Linked DNA regions of Homo sapiens: region 2 is linked to region 1. A link is a loop called in an ENCODE intact Hi-C map of the cell type or tissue named here. Cell type or tissue: mammary epithelial cell. All regions are shown on one strand. Links, peaks and the distances in the headings refer to the core of each region. The heading gives the core; the rest is flanking DNA.

Region 1 (2,909 bases), core at 239-2,738:
CCCCTTTCCTCCTCCTCCTCCTCCTCCTCCTCCTCCTTCTTCTTCTTCTTCTTCTTCTTCTTCTTCTTCTTCTTCTTCTTCTTCTTCTTCTTCTTCTTCTTCTTCCTCTTCTTCTTCTTCTTCTTCTTCTCCATCTTCTCCTTCTTCTTCTCCTTCTTCTTCTTCTCCTCCTTCTTCTCCTTCTTCTTCTTTTTTTTAATAGAGACAGGGTCTTACTATGTTGCCCAGGCTGGTCTCAAGCTCCTGGGCTCAAGTGATCCTTCATCCTTGGCCTCCCAAAGTGCTAGGATTATAGGTGTGAGCTACCATGCCCAGCCTTGACTGGGTTTTCAATGAGTTCTAACCACTCTAAATGACTGCAGTGTCTCCTGGTCTGTGCCAACTCTGGAAATTGTTCAGCTTGCAACTTTCCAGCTGTTCTTTGCCCAGTCTCATAGGGTTTGATCCCATGTATGTGTGACCTAGGACTCAGAAACAACTCAAAAACATCCCATGCAGATTTCTGGAGTTTATTTTCTGCATAGTGTTTTCCTTTCTGGAACTGTGCCACGCAACTTCTGGCTGAATCCCTGAATTCCAGTCTCCAAATCCTCAGTTCTGCAAGAGTACTATATTCTGCTTGGTATGCCTCGCCCCAAGCCATGATCTGGAATATAACTTCAGGAAGAAAACCAAGGCAAACATAGGGCTCCTTTCATTTGTTTATCTTCTCTTAGGAGTCACATTAAGTCATTCCTGTTTTTCAATGATTGAAAAAAGTTATTTCATGGACTGTTTTTTTGTTTGTTTGTTTTGTTTTGTTTTCTTTTTGAGACAGAGTTTTACTCTTGTCACCCAGGCTGGAGTGCAGTGGCACAATCTCAGCTCACTGCAACCTCCACCTCTCTGGTTCAAATGATTCTCATACCTCAGCCTCCAAGTAGCTGAGATTACAGGCATGTGCCACCATGCCCCCCCAATTTTTTTTTGTATTTTTAGTAGAAACGGGGTTTCACCATGTTAGCCAGGCTGGTCTCCAACTCCTGACCTCAGGTGATCTGCCCACCTCAGCCTCTCAGAGTGTTGGGATTACAGGCGTGAGCCACCGCGCCTGGCTGGTTTTGTTCAGTTTTTTAGTTGCTTAGGGTGGGAAGGTAAGTCCAGTCCTTGTTACTCCATCACAGCCAGAAGCAGAAGTCAGGAACTGATATGTAGAAAAGCCATTGAATGACTCCATTTAAATGATGCCCCTCTCTCATGAAGCTTTTCTTAATTTCTGTCTCTTCTGTGTGTATTACCATCACATTCTGCTTTGACATATTAATATAATCACATACATATCTGACTGTCTCAGTGGACTCTAAGGGGCTCAAAGGTGGGGATGGGGTCTCTCTCTTCTTAGTATTAGTAACTTTCTTGAACCTAGCATGTGATAGGCCTTTAGAAAGTGAGGTTGGATTTCCTTCTGTGGCTTAGCAGTGAACTGAAGTGACCCTGATGAGGCAATGGGTATCTCAAGCTGAAACCCAGGAGGACTGGCTCGCTCTCCTGTGTAATCACCAGTAGGCAGAGCCCCAGGTAAAATCACAAGGGTGCATGATTCTCCCTTATTAGGCGAGGAAGTGGAGGATTGGTTAAAAGAATCCAGGCCTGTCCAGACTTGCAAAACACATCATCCTCACATTAGAATCCACGAAGCCTCTGGTTTTGATGCAGTGGAAGGGCTTGACCACAAGTGCCCTGACAGTGTCAGATAATCTTCTACGGGGGGACCAGACCAACCTCCGAGGAGCCTAGCGTCCACGAGCTGAGGCTGCTGCCGCTCCTGCGCCCTTCTTTAGAATGGAGTGAGGACAGGGAGTAGCAAGGCCTGGCCACTAGTCCTAGCTTTGTGACCTTGATCAGCTGACTGGGTTCCCCTAACTGCAGAATGAAGCCTCAGACAGGATGGTCTCTAAGGCTCTTTTCCCACCCTAAACAGCTGAGTTCTGGCAACTGATGATTGATGGTCCTGGAAGCCTGTGGTTCCTTGAGCTACTGATTCTAGGATGCTAGTAATTGATGGTTCTGAGACACTGGATTTCTGTGGCTCTGTGACTAGAACAATCTGTGGCTCAAACAATCCATGAGGCTGCGGCCCTCACACTCTATGGTTCGGATGACCACAGTCAGTAATGATTCTGTGCACCCTGCAGCATGCCTCCGTGACCCTGGAGCATCCACTGCTCTGGTCTTCATCAGTGGCCATGGAATGGGTATTCCTAGGATCCAGTCTTCTGTCTGCTCAAGAAGAACCCAAACCTGCTCCCCATTCATTGTTCCCAGGGTCATTAATTCTGAGTGATTCACTTACAGGAGGCAGAGAGAAACAGAGGTGCAGGGAATGCCAGCCCGGCTGCCCTTGGCCTGAAAGGGTTGAATTGTCTGCCTGCCTGAGAGAGCCATTGTGCTTGGTTGTCTGGTGCGGGCCGGGCTGGGTTGGGCTGGCAGCAGGGCCAGGCACCGCAGCACCATGCCCATTCTAGGGAAAGGTTCTGCCCTCCCAGCCCATCATCCGGCATGTGGCTTCTTTAGTGATACTGTGCCCCACCAGGAGGGGTGAGCAGGAGGGCAGAGGAAGAGCCCATTGCTGATTCTGCTTGCCAAGGTTCTTGGGTCTACTTCTTACTGGGTTGTGCCTGTTTTGCCATCCCTGGGTGATGCCCCTGATTCTTCCTGGTTCCTAGCCTGACTCTGCCTGGGACACACCCTGTGGCTCTCTGGAGGTCTCTGGACCTGGCTGTGCTGCCTAGCTGGGATCCCTTGCCGTGTGTTTATTTCCATGTTATTTCTGCCTAAATGAGGAGTAGGATGCTGTTTCCTGACCTGTGGATTTGGGACAAACCCCTAACGATTCCATCCCTGAACCATGGTGACTTAAGGTTAGATCC
Region 2 (2,909 bases), core at 321-2,820, 86 kb after region 1:
GCTAGTCTCAAACTCCTGTCCTAAAGTGATCCGCCCACCTTGGCCTCCCGAAGTCCTGGAATTACAGGCATGAGCCACTGCACCTGGCCAATAGGGGCTTTTGGAAAGAAGCAGTGGTTGGGTCTAGGTTTTCTGAACGTTGCCCTGGGCACTTCTGAGCCCTAAGACAGGATTGTATGTCCCGGAGATCCCAGGCTGGGTCCATGTGGTTAAATTAAAGGACTTATCTGAAGAAATTGTTGTCCCTGCTTTTATAAAGTCCCCAGGGCATTGTTAAGCTGACCAGCAATGGAGTGAGCTAAAAAGGAGACAGATCAGAGTGGAAGCCAGGGGGCCCCATGGGCAAAGGCTCCAGTGTGTAGAAAGAGCATTCAGATCCAAGTCAGGCGAGACTGGCTGCAGGAGTGGGCGCCTCTGTGTTGATAGAGCTAAATTGGGTTCAGTATGGAATTCGATTTAGCTGGTTGTAAAGTTACCTAAGTTAAAACAAACAGGCCGGGCGCGGTGGCTCACGCCTGTAATCCCAGCACTTTGGGAGGCCGAGGCAGGCGGATCACGAGGTCAGGAGATCGAGACCATCCTGGCTAACACGGTGAAACGCTGTCTCTACTAAAAATACAAAAAATTAGCCGGGCGTGGTGGCGGGCGCCTGTAGTCCCAGCTACGCAGGAGGCTGAGGCAGGAGAATGGCGTGAACCCCAGGGGGCGGAGCCTGCAGTGAGCCGAGATCGCACCACTGCACTCCAGCCTGGGCGACAGCGAGACTCCGTCTCAAACAAACAAACAAACAAACAAAAAAACAACAACAACAACAAACAACGAAACCTCTGATCACTTTGATCACCCCCCACCCCCATTCTGCAGTTCTGTGTGGGCCGCCCTGACCCCACCCCAGGCGGGGCCCTGGGCCTTTCCCATGGACATCTCCACCAGCTGTGGGCAGGACCCTAGCCAGGCTGCCCCTGGCCAGATCTGATGAAGTGTTTGAATAATGCAGCCGTGTTACAGTTGTGTTTTGTTTTGATCCAAGTCGGTTGTTTGGGCTTCAGACCAAGGAGAAGAGGGGGAACGTGTGGGTCTCCCCCGCTGGGGCCAAGGCTCCTCCTCAGCCCCACTCCGCAGATTTGTGAAGTGGAGGCCTCTTCCGAGTCCCTTCTCTTGCCCGTCTTTCTGTCCTTTCCAGCTTCCTGTCCCTCGGCTGGGGTTTCCTTCAGATCCCAGACGCTGGGAAGGAAGTGAAGTCAGGAATTGAGTGTGTGATGCAGTGACCACTGGACCCTGGCGGCTCCGGGCCACACGGCCCTCTCCAGCACCCACCCCCTACCAGCTCAGGACCCTGGACTCGGGGAGCCACCTATGGGCTCCTGTGGGAATGGCTTTTGGAGGGGAGCCGGCCCGGCCTGACTCCAGGGGGCGCTCGAGGCAGCTTTTTACCAGACGGCCTTCTTGGGACCGGCCCAGTCCCCAACCCAGTCCATTGGGAACACTCATTGTTGCTCTGGAGGATCCAGGAAGGAGTTGAGGGAGGGCAGGCAATGGGGAGAGCCCTGGGATGGCAGCCTGGAGACAGGGTCCACATTGTCCTGTGCTACCGATGCACTGAGTCAAGTGATTTCACTCCTACAGACTCAGCCTTCCCCTTGGAAATAGGGGTATGTTGGATGAGCTGATCTTTAGGTCTCCTCCAGTTGGGGTAACCAAGGCATCTTGGGAACCCCTTAGTCCCAGGCAAACCTGCCTGGTTGGTCAACCTACTTCTAGTTCTAGCCAATAGGGAGGTCTTGACATCTCCCAGGCTTTGAATTCAAATCTCATTTCCAGCATGTATTGGTCTAGAAGGCCACTGAATCCCTCTGAGCCTCTGTTTCCTCACCTGCAAAATGGGAACGATAGTTATGCTTACCTCATAGGATTGTTTTGAGGGTGGAATTGTTTTGAGGGCGTTGCATTTTGCTGCATGCTTAGTGGCTGGTCCAGTGCCCAGCACCTAATGGGTGCTTGGGGAGTGTCTTGATGGGGAGGAAAAAGCTGTAGGAAACAGAAACATTCGGCATTCTAGCCTATTTCTGCTACATGCTAGCTGTGTGGCTTTAGACAGTTGAGTTATCCTTTCTGAGCCACCATTTCTTCATCTGTAAAATAGGTATAATACCAACCTTTCCAAATTGCAGAGAAGATGATATTATATTGAACATCTCACTCAAACTAGAGGCTCAAGAAATAGCTGTTAAATGAATGAGGAAAATTGCAAGATTGGACTTGGAGGAAAATATCTTTAGTCCCAATTAATTAAAGCCTGACATTAAAAAAAAAATACACATTTTTAATTGTACAAGCAATACATAAATACATTCTGCATTTTAAAAGAGTTAAACTCCTTTTGGATAAGGCGAATGTCCCCTTTGGCTTACTACCCCTGTCTTTCCTGAGGACAGCCTTGAAGCTGTGTACCTGCTGGGCAGCTGCCCCTTTCTGTCCCCTGTATGGGTCCCTGGAGCCTGCCTTCTGTTCAGTCATGCCCTCTGGTGTCACCCCCACAGGCGGGAGACCTTTGACTTTGACGACGACTGTGACAGCCTGACGTGGGAAGAGAATGAAGACACGCTGCTGCTCTGGGAGGATTTCACCAACTGCAATCCGACCATCGACCTGCAGGGCGAGGTAAGCCCAGCGCCTGGCTTCCCAAAGGCCAGGACTAGGGGTCTGGGGGACACCGCCTTTCAATGGTCCCTCATCCCTGTTATTTTTCTACAGCCCCCACCACACAGCTAAACTGTCCCCTTTGGGCCAGGCGCAGTGGCTCATGCCTGTAATCCCAGCACTTTGGGAGGCCGAGGTGGGCGGATCACCTGAGGTTGGGAGTTCGAGACCAGCCTGGCCAATATGGCGAAATCTCATCTCTACTAAAA

The links. Peaks named below come from ENCODE experiments on the same cell type or tissue, not always from the same donor. Only the 100,000 strongest peaks of a DNase experiment are listed, where the experiment ranks them.
Region 2: a loop joins it to region 1, with 10 times the contacts of the local background. A loop is called at or near these places in 3 of 110 quality-filtered maps.

Annotation. Positions count from the first base shown.
Region 1 is chr1:18,997,173-19,000,081 of GRCh38, reverse strand. The region is part of intron 1 of LOC105376815 (a long non-coding RNA gene); the gene reads left to right. Among named protein-coding and RNA genes, the nearest start is that of IFFO2, 42 kb to the right of the region's middle. In mammary epithelial cell, for the core only: no CTCF peak of the experiment used is centred there; a DNase peak (open chromatin) is centred at 1,571; H3K27ac peaks cover 1,426 bases.
Region 2 is chr1:18,911,715-18,914,623 of GRCh38, reverse strand. IFFO2 (intermediate filament family orphan 2) reads left to right here. Exons shown (of 9, transcript NM_001136265.2): 6 at 2,541-2,661. Among named protein-coding and RNA genes, the nearest start is that of ALDH4A1, 11 kb to the right of the region's middle. In mammary epithelial cell, for the core only: a CTCF peak has its summit at 1,381 (motif pointing right); a DNase peak (open chromatin) is centred at 1,393.